5 separate regions of the Homo sapiens genome follow, and regions 1, 3, 4 and 5 are each linked to region 2. The links are chromatin contacts, found by Hi-C or POLR2A ChIA-PET in ENCODE. All regions are on one chromosome and are shown on one strand. The core of a region is the stretch at or near the end of the contact, and the rest is flanking DNA. Distances in the headings are between cores, read along the strand shown.

What was found. A loop is a pair of places that touch in the nucleus more often than their neighbours do. ChIA-PET counts read pairs that join two places held with the same protein, here RNA polymerase II (POLR2A). Pooled maps may share reads with other maps.
Region 1: a map of PC-3 shows a loop between it and region 2 (6-fold over the local background). The contact joins the promoter of CLLU1 here to the enhancer-like site in region 2. A Hi-C loop is called at or near these places in 2 of 168 maps with a recorded cell type or tissue (PC-3 and natural killer cell).
Region 3: a loop to region 2 is called in a map of mammary epithelial cell, with 10 times the contacts of the local background. The contact joins two enhancer-like sites. A Hi-C loop is called at or near these places in 6 of 168 maps with a recorded cell type or tissue (CD4-positive, alpha-beta memory T cell, CD8-positive, alpha-beta T cell, endothelial cell of umbilical vein and 3 more), 9 of 37 single-sample maps with no recorded cell type and 14 of 50 pooled maps.
Region 4: a pooled map shows a loop between it and region 2 (4-fold over the local background). The contact joins two enhancer-like sites. A Hi-C loop is called at or near these places in 2 of 37 single-sample maps with no recorded cell type and 10 of 50 pooled maps. POLR2A ChIA-PET finds 5 or more read pairs at or near these places in 1 of 52 experiments (WTC11).
Region 5: a loop to region 2 is called in a map of heart left ventricle, with 6 times the contacts of the local background. The contact joins two enhancer-like sites. A Hi-C loop is called at or near these places in 4 of 168 maps with a recorded cell type or tissue (heart left ventricle and heart right ventricle) and 7 of 50 pooled maps.

The regions. Positions count from the first base shown.
Region 1 is chr12:92,420,180-92,422,879 of GRCh38, reverse strand. CLLU1 (chronic lymphocytic leukemia up-regulated 1) reads right to left here and starts at 1,349. Exons shown (of 2, transcript NR_027933.1): 1 at 1,045-1,349. CLLU1-AS1 (CLLU1 antisense RNA 1) reads left to right here. Exons shown (of 3, transcript NR_144319.2): 2 at 1,707-1,866; 3 at 2,420-2,700.
Region 2 is chr12:91,577,684-91,580,534 of GRCh38, reverse strand. All of the region lies in intron 1 of LOC105369896 (a long non-coding RNA gene), which reads left to right. Among named protein-coding and RNA genes, the nearest start is that of LINC02823, 250 kb to the right of the region's middle. Within about 2 kb of position 1,339, at least 3 of the 41 ENCODE cell types and tissues checked have a DNase peak (open chromatin) inside an H3K27ac peak, as active enhancers do; they include PC-3, where a contact is called at or near this core.
Region 3 is chr12:92,402,669-92,405,368 of GRCh38, reverse strand. No RefSeq gene overlaps it. Among named protein-coding and RNA genes, the nearest start is that of CLLU1, 18 kb to the left of the region's middle. RefSeq lists cis regulatory regions at 78-527, 1,158-1,691 and an enhancer at 1,120-1,369. Within about 2 kb of position 1,393, at least 7 of the 41 ENCODE cell types and tissues checked have a DNase peak (open chromatin) inside an H3K27ac peak, as active enhancers do.
Region 4 is chr12:92,501,322-92,504,021 of GRCh38, reverse strand. No RefSeq gene overlaps it. Among named protein-coding and RNA genes, the nearest start is that of LINC02397, 36 kb to the right of the region's middle. RefSeq lists an enhancer at 945-1,194. Within about 2 kb of position 1,386, at least 6 of the 41 ENCODE cell types and tissues checked have a DNase peak (open chromatin) inside an H3K27ac peak, as active enhancers do.
Region 5 is chr12:92,242,873-92,245,773 of GRCh38, reverse strand. No RefSeq gene overlaps it. Among named protein-coding and RNA genes, the nearest start is that of BTG1-DT, 98 kb to the right of the region's middle. Within about 2 kb of position 1,578, at least 5 of the 41 ENCODE cell types and tissues checked have a DNase peak (open chromatin) inside an H3K27ac peak, as active enhancers do.

The DNA of each region.
Region 1 (2,700 bases), core at 100-2,599, 840 kb before region 2:
TGTTTCCCATAATCATTTTCATGTTGAATTCAATGTTTGTTAAGGAACAGGTAATAAAAATATGCAAACTTGAAAGTATTTATATATTTAAAAGCTCAGTGGTGACCACAACAATTATTTAGAATTCAAACCAAGAAAATGTTTTTTCAGGGAAGAGTATTTGACCACTAGTATGATTTAGAATTATGATGCATGGCAATAATTATACCAAACTGCATTTCAGTGACTCTATTATTTTTTCAGATTCTCTACAGACAGTGCAGCCTAGTATCTCCCAGACTTGTACTTCCTATGGCCCTGCACTTGGGGCCCCACTGCCTGGTAGAAATGAAGGTTAGTGTTCGAAAGTATTTAAAGAATCCTGCTAATCCCTATTTTATCCATAAATGTCATCTGTCATAAAGAAACTTTTAGCAGTTTCTCAACTTCTGAGAGGTCTTGTGGGAGGTTTTGCCATAAAGTGCTCTTGTTGAGCTCTTGATATCTATAAGCTGATGCCCTGGGCTTGTCCCAAATGATGCCTCCCACCCATTCATCAGCAGGACACTATCCCAGTTCACACACCTATGCCCCATCTCCACATATGTTTCACCAAAACCATAAATTTTGAAATAGAGTCAATATAAATGTATAACATATTGTATTAGGGCTCTTCAGAGAAAAAGAACCAATAGTATATTTGTGTGTGTTTGTGTATGTGTGCGTATACAGTCATGCACTACACAATGACATTTCAGTCTACAAAGGATTGCATATATGATGGTGATCCCATAAGATTATACCATATTTTTACTGTACCTTTTCTACATTTAGATATGGTAGATACATACATACTTATCATGATGTTATACATACTTATCATGAGGTTACAAGCTACACCATGTAGCCTAGATGTGTAGTAGTCTATGCTGTCCAGGTTTGTGTAGTTACACTCTATGATGTTTGCACAATGATGAAATCACTTAACAATGCATTTCTCAGAACCTGTCTCCATTGTTAAGCAATGCATAACTGGATATGTAAATAAAATGGAAATTGACTCACACAATTATGGAGGCCAAGAAGTCCCATGATCTGCCATCTGCAAGCTGGAGAACCAGGAAACCTGGCAGTGTAATTCAGTCCAAGTCCAAAGAACTGAGAACCAGGGAAGCCAAAGGTGTAACTCCTGGTTTAAGTCTGAAGGCCCACTCACATCCAAGGGCAGGAGAAGATGATATACTAGATCAAGAAGAAAAGAAGCAAATTTTCCCTTCCTCTTTTTGTTTTATTCAAGCTTTCGACAGATTGGATGATGCCTGCCCTTATTGGTGAGAGCCGTCTGCTTTACTAAGTTCACCAATTCAAATGCTGATCTCTTCCGAAAACACTCTTATGGACACACCCAGAATAATGTTTTACCAGCTACCTGGTCATCCTTTAGCCTAGCCAGGTTGATGCATAAATTTAATTATCACACATATAGTCTTACCAATTAGTGACCTTTTCATTCTTTATGGTATTTAACAGTGAAGATTTGTAGATGGTCTGTCTACTTGGTTTTATAGGTTTTGATCAGCACTCAGAAGCTCAGTTTGATCACCCTAGTTTGGCCTGAGCTGAAAGCACTGAAACAGTGAGTTCTTTGGGTCTTACTTCTAGAAACCAGGAAATGAGAGAGATAGTGACTTGGTTTCTCTTATGTTTCCCTTTTGTTCTCTTCTCAGTGGCCTTGCTAACAAGTTTACCTCCAAACTATGAGATTTCAGAAGGAAAACCAAGAGCCATCTCTGCATATGTGAGAGCGGGCAAAGGAAATGTGACAAGGAGAAGAAAGAAGACACACTTGGGCAATGATGATGGGAAGAAGGAAGCACAGGAGAAAATGTAAGAAATGTACAGGTGAGAGAGATCAGGAGAAAGATGGGAAATGTGGGAGAGCAGCAGGAATCATAACAATAATAATGCCAATTTGGAAACGAGAACCAGTGTATAAAGCATACCAATAAGGCCAACGAAGTGCCAACGATGGAAAGCCACCCTATCAGGAGAAAGTAAAGTCATAGCAGATGTTTTATGAGACAGCTCAGAACACAATGACTGACCAAGAAAGCGGCACAAGTTAGAGGTGGAGAAATGACCCAGACCCAGACCTTTAGGGGTCCTGAACTTGGTTCATACCTCATGTCAGAAGGAGTAGTGACCAAAAGAAATTCTCTTTGCTTTAATTATAGAAGCAGGAATATACCTGATTTTGTATGTAACAGCATATGTTTAAGATCTGAATATTTCTATACCCAAAAGCATAATGTATTAGGGTTAATCATTTGAAATTGCCAATATGCACTCATTTTACCTATAAAAACTGTAATTTTGCATGGTTCAAACTAATAGATATGAAGATATTCTCAAGCAAACTTTTTTTTCTTTTGCCTTGAAGCCCATGAGGAAGATCCAAAGAGAACTTTGGCCTTAACTAAGCTTCCTACATTCTCCTGGAGTCGGTGGTTTATGAATGTGGTGCCATCTGGGGAACTGACAACCCCTGATGTGTTCACTCTGCTCGTCTTCCAGGTGAGAGAAGAAGAAGGCGAGAAAGAAAGAGAAGTTCCAGAATTTCACAGGCTGAGGGAGATGGTAGTAACTTCTGTTTATGTTGGTTTCTGTTTATTGGTTTGCTTTTTATTTTGAACTCGTTTGACTTCAGGTTCCAGATTTGTT
Region 2 (2,851 bases), core at 90-2,589:
GTACGTGTTTTCTTTCTTTCCTCCCAACATCTCTTAAAAACATAATTGTCTTCACATTACAGATGAGGGAGCTGAAGATTAGAGAAGCACAATTAATTGTCTAAGGTTTTACTGTCAGTAACAATCAAAGCTGAGATTTAAATGCAAGTATTTAGAATGCAAATTTAATTATATTTCCAAAATATTACAGCTAATTCTTCACATGCATATTCTATCTTCAAACAAATGGGTATTACTGGTATATATTAAGTACATATATAACATACTGAAGCACATTCTAAGAGATAGAGTAGCCTGTAAACATAGATCAGCAACTGTAAATGGATACACAGTAAGGCATATACAGGTACAGGACTGGCTTTCTTGACTTGACATTAAGTATATGCACCAAGTAAAAGAGAGCTGCATTTCAGCCCTTTTCAGTGTGGCTCTTATTTGGGTTAGAAAAATGGTGATTATTTTTTATGACAGGAAGGATCAGATCATCTTAATTCATCATCTCCTTTGCATTCACTCTGAATCATTTTTCTGTCTTGGCCTACAAATTAGTAATGTTTTTTATTGCTTAACAATGCAAAGAATTATCTCATCATCTAAGTTCAACTCTATAATATTTAAGTTAATCAATATTTGCCATTTGTTAGGCATATGATAGATATTCAGATATTTACTAAGTTTAGACTGTATGACGGATTTTCTCTGAAACTAAGACCACTAGGTCAGTTAAAGTATTCCATCCAAACCCCACTGTGAATTATATTGCTGATTTTAAATGAGCTTCTATCCAGGCTGTTCAAGCACATGTTTCTTTCAGATCTTTGGCATCTCTGATTTTATTCTACCTTCAGGAATTAGGAAAATCAAGCTGAGTCCTTTAGTTTTATGTTTCCTCTGTATAAGTAGCGTCTACAATAAATACCAAAGCTTAAAGATTAATAAATCCCTCCACGTACAACAGGATTTATGACAGAAAACTGCAGTATTTTTACTAATTATTACAAATGACAATTGAAAATACTCACTTCTGGCTTTGCTCTTTTTATGACTGTAAAAGCCACTAGCATAAGGATGCCTCTTTTTGGTTAGGCTCATAATCTTTGATTTATCTTCTTCAATTCTGAGAAAATAAGCACTGAGGGGGGTCTGGTTTATATTACTGGGACAAGACAATGGCTCTAATCTGCAATCTTCTATTTTGTTTCTGCTGTTCAAAGACCAATTTCAATTTTAACTTGCCTGTTGTCCCTTTTCTGTTGGTAGAAAGCTGTTTTGATTACAGGAGGGGTGGAGGTGGTGGGGGTGAGGTGATGTCAGTGGTGATGGTGGTGGTGTTGTGTGTGTGCCTGTGTGTGTGTGTGTGTGTGTGTGTGTGTGTGTGCGTAAAAAGGAGCTAGGCTAGTAGAGGAATGGGAGGCAGCATACATAAGCTGTATTTGTGAATCTGCTTATAAACCTAACAGATTTTTCAGCTGAAATTTGGCCAATGTTAATTGTACACACTGAATTCATGCTGGGAAAATCTCTTTGGAAAAAAAAAAAAAAAAAGACAGAGAGCACAGCCGGCCTGTTATGTAAGATGTTTATTTTCATCCAATCCAACCCACCATAGGCAGTACAGAAAATAGGCCAGTGCTTCTGACCGGTGACATCACCTCATCATCAGGAGAAAGCGGGAATGGCTGATCACCATATTGTTAGTAAAGAGGATAATTTCCTTTCACAATTGTTTTTCTTTTGGAAACCTTTATTTCTGGAGATAGTGATCTCATCTCTGTGGGATGTTTATTTCTTCAGATTCTGTAATAACAGTGAAGCTACCTGGATTTCAGTTCTTGTACAATGCACATAAACACTTATTTTGGTGCTTTTTCTCTGGGTCTCCAAACGTTAAAAGATTGGATGATTTTAGCAGAACATTGACCATCCTAAGAAAATTGTGACGGGAAGAGGAATAATTATTCTGATATTTAACCTTATGAAGTATTTTATGTAGCCTTTGGTAATTTGCTTTGCAGAATGCCTCCTTTTCTTAGGCTGTGTCACATTATATTTGGGTAGATGGGCATTGTGTTTATTTTATGAATACTAAGAATGAAATGCACAGTTTTTAGAAAGTGTTTTAAGCAGGTCATTATCTACGCTATAATATAGACGTTTTTGCAATTTATAAGTAGTAAAGTGGGTGAAATTTTGTGGGTGTGTGCATGTAGCTTTTTTTTCTAATTCAAAATTAATAGAAAACTAAAAATAGGGTCTTTATTATAGAAGCTAATTCAGCTACTTAGAAAATATACCACAATAAAATTAACCAGTCTGTGGTTTGTTTATGACAGATTTGGTTAAATGACTTCTTTCTGTTACGGGACAATTTTCAGGATTATTCAAATTCACCCACTTTTTAAAATAAATAATTTGCCTATTCTTGTTTCATTCTCCCTCTAGAGGATATCAGTGCGTATTACAATTCAAACATTAAATATGCCAGTAGGTCTAATTTAAATACAGCACGATCCTGAGAACTGTTCCTTGACTTCATTTGTATTCAACTTAACTCAGTTCTAGAAGCCATTATCTTAAGTAGCTCTAAGTTTGCAGCACTTTTTTCCTTTAAACCTAGGTGTCAGTATCTTAAGGAGGTCATTTTTGTTTTGTTTTGCTTTGTTTTGTTTTTGTTTTTTTAAACAACAAAATCAATATCTTAACCCTCGTGAAGAGCAGTACTGAAATGGTTAGAGTTTCAGTTTCTAATATAATGAGCGGTGTGTGTTTGTGACTCTAAAAGTCTAATTATTGTGTTCTGGGATATCCACATTACATCTGCTAGGCAGTCTTTGAGGACACTGGAGGCCAT
Region 3 (2,700 bases), core at 144-2,643, 820 kb before region 2:
TTAGTGTAAATGTCTTTTCCCTGGCATTATAAATGACTAGTGTCAGGGAAAATTACTAAGCTGATATTTAGGAAATTTTTTTCTATTTTTGAAAAGTTATTAAAAACACACACACACACATACACCAGCACACATTCTTGGGATGAAGCCTAGCACAACTGTTTCAATGTGAATTCCTTTAGCCTTTTCTCCTTTTGGACAGGGAGTTTCACTGTGTGTGCTGACACATTGTGTGGGGTTGAGAAGGACAAGAAAGGAGACCAAAGATAAGGCAGAAGAAGCGGGTGGATACCACAGATAACACTTTAGGCAGGTTTAAAATTCTTATTGAAGAAAACTCACCTAGCAGTGGCTGAACTAGGTGACCCTGAAGGCTCCTTACAAACCTATGATTCTCATAATCTATCTCATAAATAAGCAGATTCCAGCCCCAGAAGCCTCAGTGTACCAACCTAGGAAACGGTAGCATTCTTTTTTTGAAATACTTGTTCTAAGTACTGTCTCTTCAGATCAAGAATGGTGTTCCTTCTTAATAGCTCCTCCATTATCACTACTCCCCCAATCACTATCTTTGTGACTATGAAAGCCTGACTCTGAAGGCTAATCCTTAACCTTCCTGGTCTTCTTTACTAAAGTCAGTCTTTGGTATGAGTCATTTGAGATGGATGCATGGGCCTTTTCTGTAGTAATAGCAACAACGATAGTAGCAATACTAATAGTTAATATTAATTGAGCACATACTACATGTGAGGAACATGCTGTGGCATAGGTACTATATTACTAACTACCACATGTTACTGAAGAGTAAGCTGAGGCACAGAAAATTACATAGTGCCAGGGGCAGTTAAATAGGCACTCCTAACTATAGAATGCAAATTACCATTCACACATGGGCATAGTTCCTGCCATTTACCACCCTCAGAGGCTGCAGACTTAGCTGCCAAACTGCCAAAGGTTTACACAGATGTAAATTTCAGGCTACATGAATCCCATAACTTTTTGTGCCTACTTTTCACTAATTCACCTGACTTTGACATCTCATGCTTCTATAAATGTCTTTTAACTCAGTGGTTAATAAGAAGCTAAAATGGTATTTTGGTATAATTACAAAGTAATCAGCATAAAGTTTTGGGCAACAATTGAATTAGTGGCTCCTCGAACAAAAGGACAGAACATGTTACATTTTAACATGGTGCGTAAAAAAAATGCTTACAGGATCAAGGCCATTAATCCCTTTAGTTCACTTGGACTGAGGGTGGGGAAATCCCAAGAAACAGCAATTCAATCACCTTCTTGAACAGCCCACATGCTCAGATGATTTCTGAGAAATGAACTTAACTTTTAGAGGTTTCATGATCAGCTGCTGGATGACATCCGGCACCAACTTAACCACTAATCTCAGATCTCATAGCAACACAGATCGCCTGGAACTCAAAATAGTCCTGCCTCAAGCTCTTTTCACTTCTTATCACTTCAGCAAGAGCATGTGAAGGAAAGGTGTCTATCAGCCAACAGCTGCTAATTTTCAGAGAAATGAATGGATGTGTGGCTGCTTCCATTTAATCAGTCACCATCTATCTCAGCAGTATTAATGCTTCCATTTGACCAGCCACCTCTATCTACACATACTTCTTTTTTATCTAAGAGTCTACTGGACTTTTTCAAATTCATCTGAACATGTGATATTTTCACAGGGCTCAACATTGAACAAAATCCTCTTTAATCCTAACCTTTCACCACTTTATTTTATTTCTCAACATTTCCCTTTCATAGAAACACATTGGAAGCTAATCCCCAAGACTTTGAGAGAAGTCACCCAAGAAAGTCTGACTTTGCTGGAAGATCTTTAAGCTGCTTCAAGCCTTGGATGTCATCTGATCACTGCTCTTGATTTCTTTATCCTTGGACTGCAGTTAGAGACTTGGCTGCTATAAAGTGAATTACTCTTGAATAAGGGCATAGTTTCCACTGTGATAACCTTGTTTCTATCCATGACAGCTAGGGAAACTGCAGCCTGAGAGTGCTTTGCTTGGTAGCAGGTGTAATGTAGTTTTGACTAAAATTCTGTTGAAGAAAACTCTCTCAGCTTGCCCCCAAACAATTTATGTCAGCAGAAGAAATAAATAAAGAAATAATAATAGAGTATATTGTTTGAATTTGTTGCAGTGGGGTATATTGTTTTATGACAAAAAAACAAGTATCAATTTTTAGTTGCACACTTCTAGGTCACCTAAATGGTTGGTTCTGGCACAAAATTTAATATAAGGAAATGTGAAAACTCCTCCCCTAACTTCTGCCAAGCCTCTCCTGTATGGTTAACTGCTGCTTTCATGTCCCCTGTCACTGAGAGGACTTTGGTAGTCATATTTCATCTCTGTAATTCCCATATGAACTTGCCTTAAGTTAAAAACAACCAAGGATACATTCTCCTTTGCTTTGTAGGAGGTGGTGCCCAGAGTTCATAAACTGAATTTAAATTATACCAAAAGAGATCTTCAAACTGTGAAGAAAGCCTAGCATATGACAGTTTGCTCATAAAGACCAAGTAAAGCTACTGTATTGCAGAGGAACCAACAGTTTAGTATAATCCAATTCAATTTGCAAGCAATCATTAATTATTTTCTGGGTTTATTATATCATTAATAGCTGTAAATAAGCCACGTATTTCAGTTGAAAGGAATCAATTCTACCTTTAAATCA
Region 4 (2,700 bases), core at 137-2,636, 920 kb before region 2:
CCCCCAGCCATCGCCCCACAAATGAAATGAAAGCTGGGAAAAGAAGTAAACTATCACAAATTCATTAAATCAGAAAAGATGTCTGTGGCCTCACTTTACAACCAAATATTACCTCTCCTTCTGAGTGGCCACTGTCTAAACAACCCTCGGCAATTTTATTTGCATTTCCTGGCCTTGACTCTTGCTTAATAGCTGGTGCTGTTTGTATTTAATCACTATTTTCTGAACTCTGTCTCTTGTCCATTTCACCTTTTCTCAAAACAAGCCCAGCCTGCACTTCTGGGAAATTATAGTGCCAAATCTTCAAGGCAGGTTAAGTAAAGAGCCGAGCTTGGAAAAGCACAAATCGTTTTGGAATATCTGGGTGTCAATGTCCAGGATTCTTGGGGACCAATGACGAGCAAGATTCAGGAACACAGCCAGTTTTTCTTAGCATTTTGTCCAGGCCCATGCTGGGAATTCGCAGCTGCTGTGTGTCGGCTCAGGGGAGATTTATTGGGAAAGAGTGAGTTTTAGTTAATTCCAGCAGCTCGTGAAAGCCACATATGACTGTCACCCAAGGGTCCAGATTACTCTCTCCAAGGGAGAGATAACTGTGAGGGAGAAGTGAGAAGAGGATGCTGAACGCAGGAAAAACGAATGACGGAAGAGAAAGAACATTCATGTGGGATTCAGGCTGCAAACAGGGAAAATCCCAGAGAATGAACCCCTTCTCTTTTTCTGAATGCTACACCCCACTCCCTGTGGCTCCCAGCCTCTCATAATTGCAGTTTGGATTGGAGTGCTTCTCTTGGCTACTGAGTGTGATCACACTTAATTTCAAGTAGCAAAGTCCATTTCAACCCATATTTTCATACTGACAAGGTGAATCTGAGTAATAGCTGTATCGAGGCTGGTTTTGGAATGACTTGCCCTGTCGATGTGAGTATTTCTCTTAAAAAAGAGAATGTGTGTAATAGTTCAGAAATAACCTTTTGCTGTCCCTAGAATCACCTCAGGAATCCCGTGAAGAGCAGCTCTTTGAATTTGCTGGTCAGAAAAGATTATTGCCTCCAAATGTTGTCTCCTAGGTCTCGTTCACTTTATCTCTGTTTGGGTATTTCACCCCAGCATGTCCTAAGCTCTGTCAAAATCTCCAGCTTCTTTTCACTTTCCTGACACCTGGTTTAGAACCTAACTTAATTTTTTTTTTTTTTTGTCTTCCTTAGCTTCTGACTAAGGCTTTTTTGTGTTTCACTGGTTTTTAGATGTTTGAAACTGATTTCAGAGGTTTGGTTGTTCTTGAGTAATTTCAGAGACATGGTTCCTCATTGTATCAAGGGATGATTTTGCTCAATGAAGCCTGACTCTCAGAGGCGGAGGATGGCATAGCAGTTCCAGGTTTTGAGTTAGGACAGAAATAGGACAATGTCCAGGGGCACAGGGGAGCCATCTGCCTCCTTAGGCTCTTTACTTCTGTCTCATTACCTAGTTTTGTGTCCTGTGCACATTCCTGAGAGAGATGGGATGGACCACTGTTGGCTTAGATTGCTCAGGATCCACTCTCTGTATCTGGAAACACCTTTGAGGGAAGCACATGGCTGAAGGGAGGTGGGGTATAGCTGAACCAAATGGGAATTTGGTTAGGGAGGTCAAGATGGGGAATGGATGTTGGAAACAAGTAGCATCTGTAACACTGCTCTTTTGTGTCCTTCTTTAGAAACTTACAAACTCTCAATATTTTATTTTTTTTAATTAATTAATTTTTTTACTTTATTTTTTGAGACAGGATCTTACTCTGTCACTCAGGCTGGAATGCGGTGGTGCATTCACAGCTTGTTGTAGCCTTGACCTTCTGGACTCAAACAATCCTCCTGCCTTAGTCTCCCAAGTAGCTGGGACTATAGGCACATGCCACCATACCTGGCTAATTTTTTTTCATTTTTTGCAGAGTCAGGGTTTCACTATGTTGCCCAGGCTGGCCTTGAACTCCTGGGCTCAAGTGATCCTCCTGCCTCAGTCTCCCAAAGTGGTGGGATTCCACCACTCAGGATTTTAATTGCCTATTGCCTCTATGCAGATGAACCTCAAATCATTATTTTTGGCTAAGGCCCCTTCTGCTCTCTAGCTACACATTCACTTTCAATGTTGTTACCTCTAATCCAACTTATATGATTGATATTCATCTTCTTTCATCTTACTCACTTCACTCAAACTCGGTCCTTCTGCTGACTTCCCTATTCTGTTTATTGTAGCACCTTTTTTTTTTTTTTTGAGATGGAGTCTTGCACTGTCACCAGGCTGCAGTGCAATGGTGTGATCTCGGCTCACTGCAACCTCTGCCTCCCAGGTTCCTGCGATTCTCCTGCCTCAGCCTCCTGAGTAGCTGGGTTACAGGCACGTGCCACCACGCCCAGCTAATTTTTGTATTTTTAATAGAGATGGGTTTCACCATGTTGGCCAGGATGGTCTCAAACTCCTGACCTCGTGATCCACCCACCTCAGCCTCCCAATGTGCTGGGATTACAGGTATGAGACACTGCGCCTGGCCATATTGTAGCACCATTCTTATAATTATTTAGACTTACTCTTCATAACCTCACCTTCCGTATGCCTATATTAATCTAGTCACCAAACCCTAATGACTCGTTCCTGGAGGAATTACTCTCATTCCTCTCTTTCTTTCCATTTTTGTTGTCACCACTCAGTTTAGACTCCTAT
Region 5 (2,901 bases), core at 329-2,828, 660 kb before region 2:
TATAGTTAATATATAAAATATAAATGTATGTTATATAGTGGCAAATAGATTTAAATATACTATATTTTAAATATATATGTTATATATTTTTAAAATATGTATTAGCCAATTTGATGGGTGGATAATTGTATATATCTCCAGTTTTGGTAGGAGAGTTAGGAAATAGATATTCTTATTGAAATGTAAATTAAATACCTTTTTGTTTCAGTAATTTGTAATCTATATTAAAATCTTAAGTAAACATACTCCTTGACCTAACTATTCCACATCTAGGAATCTATTTTGTACAATACTAGCAAGGATACAGAAAAGCATGCATACAGGATGCTCATTGTAGCATTATGTGTGGTGGCAAATAAAAGCACTTACTAGAAAATATCAATAAATTGTGGTGCATCATACAAAAGAATATCAAGCAGTCATTAAAAAAATAAAATGTAATCTGGAAACAAGTCTAACATATATTAAGTGACAAAAAGCCAAGAGTAAATGAATTTGTTCAATATCACTTCATTCTTGTAGATATATGTTTGATGCGCGGGTGCACACACACACACATTCACACACATCTATTTTGCTTTTTAAATCATGCATTATATTCATCAGTTCTTAACAGTGATGATCTTTAGGAGGTAAGGTGGTTAGAAAGAGGTGATTCTCACCTGGTTTATATATTTTTTTAATGATGGAATCATAAGTGAGCTTTTTTTGTGTTTCTTTCCCAGTATTTGAAATACAAATGAATAAATGACACCAGTAACTAAAAAAGGTCTTGGATCATTTTTGAGGTGGCAGACAATATCCAAGGTGAGCACCATGGCTGAGAATGCGCTTATAGCCACGATGCACAGAAATGCACACCTGAACACACATTCTCTCACATTCAGTTCAAGTCCCTTCACCTGAGACCCAGGGAACCACCAAGGTCTATGCATAGAATCCAAGAGATCTATCAATGTGGATGAAAAAAAAATTACATCTGCATTTTTATTAACCTCTAATTGAAATTTGTCAGTTTCTTTAACTAAGAAGAAAGGCAACAAGCCCCAGAAGTGGCAGCTGTACCTGTGACTTTGTCACCAGCAGAAATCACAGATTTATTTATATCTTATTACAATTGTTACAGACATCTCAAAATATTGTTTATGAACTGCTGTAGTCTGAAAATAACAGTGGTTTTAGGCCCTCCGCTAGAGCTTGTTCTTCAACACAGTGATAAAGAAGCTCTGAAATTTTTAAGTATTTTGATAGCTGTACCTGAGCAGTTGCCTTCTTTTGTCATCCTGTTTTTACAAAATTTTATGCATTTAAACATTATTTAGAAAAGGAATTCATAGGATTCACTAGACCACTCGGAGTGGTTATGGCACAAACATAACAAAGTTAAAAACCATTTATTGGGCTTTGGGAGAAAAACATCGGAATGCAGTAAACATGGTACTAGGTTGTAAATTAAAAGCTTGCAGCTTACTCTTTACATCCTGCCTGAAGATGGCCTTGAAGCCTTTTGAAAGCTTCTGCTCTGTAACAGGCACTTTTCCAGGAGCTGAGAACATAATGTTCAGTGAGGAAACAAGATTCCTGCTCCCATGGAGCTGAAATCTGCAGGAACAGTGGCAGGAGGGGAAACTGAAAATAAACAGGAGAGCAGATAAATAATTACAGCTAGACGTAAGTTCTCTGAAGAAAATAAAAGCTCATGGACAGGCATTTGGATTCTTTTCTAAGAGCATCAGGAAGGCATTGGATGTTTTAAGCAGGGTGGAAAATTGATTATGAGAAGAAAAATAATGGTGATTTGGAATATGGAGATGGAATAATGGAAATAGAGAAAAGTGGAAGAAATGAGTTATATTTGGTGGCTGACCAATGGTTTTCTCATTCCACTTAAGGAATAGGGGATTCATTCTAGAGATTCTAAAACCTATGTCCCCAAATCACTAATATATTCTGTAAATTTGACTACATGATAACTAAACAATTTCCATTAAAACATGAATCAAACTGGTTACTTGACATGATATAGAGATGCAATAGTATGGTTACTTAGAAGCTTAAGATGATAATTACAAGTCCTGTGGGAGATTAAAACCATATTCTGTTTGCAGACACAAAGAAAAATGAAACAAAATCAGCTTCTGTGAAAAGAATATGTTGACAGAGCATGCCATTTCAAGCCACCAGAAAAAAACAGGAATCGTATCATATTCAAAAGATTATGGAAAAATGTCTTGGGACAGAGCAGTGTTTTTCTTTCTTTTTTTCTTTTTTTGAGATAGACCCTCACTCTGTTGCCCAGGCTTGGGTGCAGTGGCGTGATGTAAGCTCACTGCAACCTCCACCTCCCAAGTTCATGCGATTCTCCTGCCTCAGCCTCCCAAGTAGCTGAGAGCACAGGCGTGTGCCACCATGCCTGGCTAATTTTTGTATTTTCAGTAGAGATGGGGTTTCGCCATTTTAGCCAGGCTGGTTTTGAACTTCTGACCTCAGGTGATCCATCTGCCTCAGCCTCCCAAAGTGCTGGGATTACAAGTGTGAGCCACTGCGCCCGGCCTGGAGCAGTGTTTTCAAGAGACGTGCAGGACCACACTTGCAAGATGGAGGCCTGCTAGTCAGTTCTCTGCAATGCCAAGGAGCTTTCATAATGAGGAGCCTCTGAGCTCAGTGACACAGAGTTCTCATCAGCAACAGCTGTGTGATTATTGCTGAAGCCTGGAAGCCTCCACAGCTTTGGCAGAAAGCCTTGTGTAAGAATATTGCTGAAAGTATCCCCAGGGATATGATATGTCACAATTATGTTGCTGCTTTTGTTGTTACTGTTGTCAGTTCTATGGCTACCATTTACTGAGCACCTACTCTGTGACCTGCAGTTTGCTAAGAACTTTATGTATAGTAAGTTAT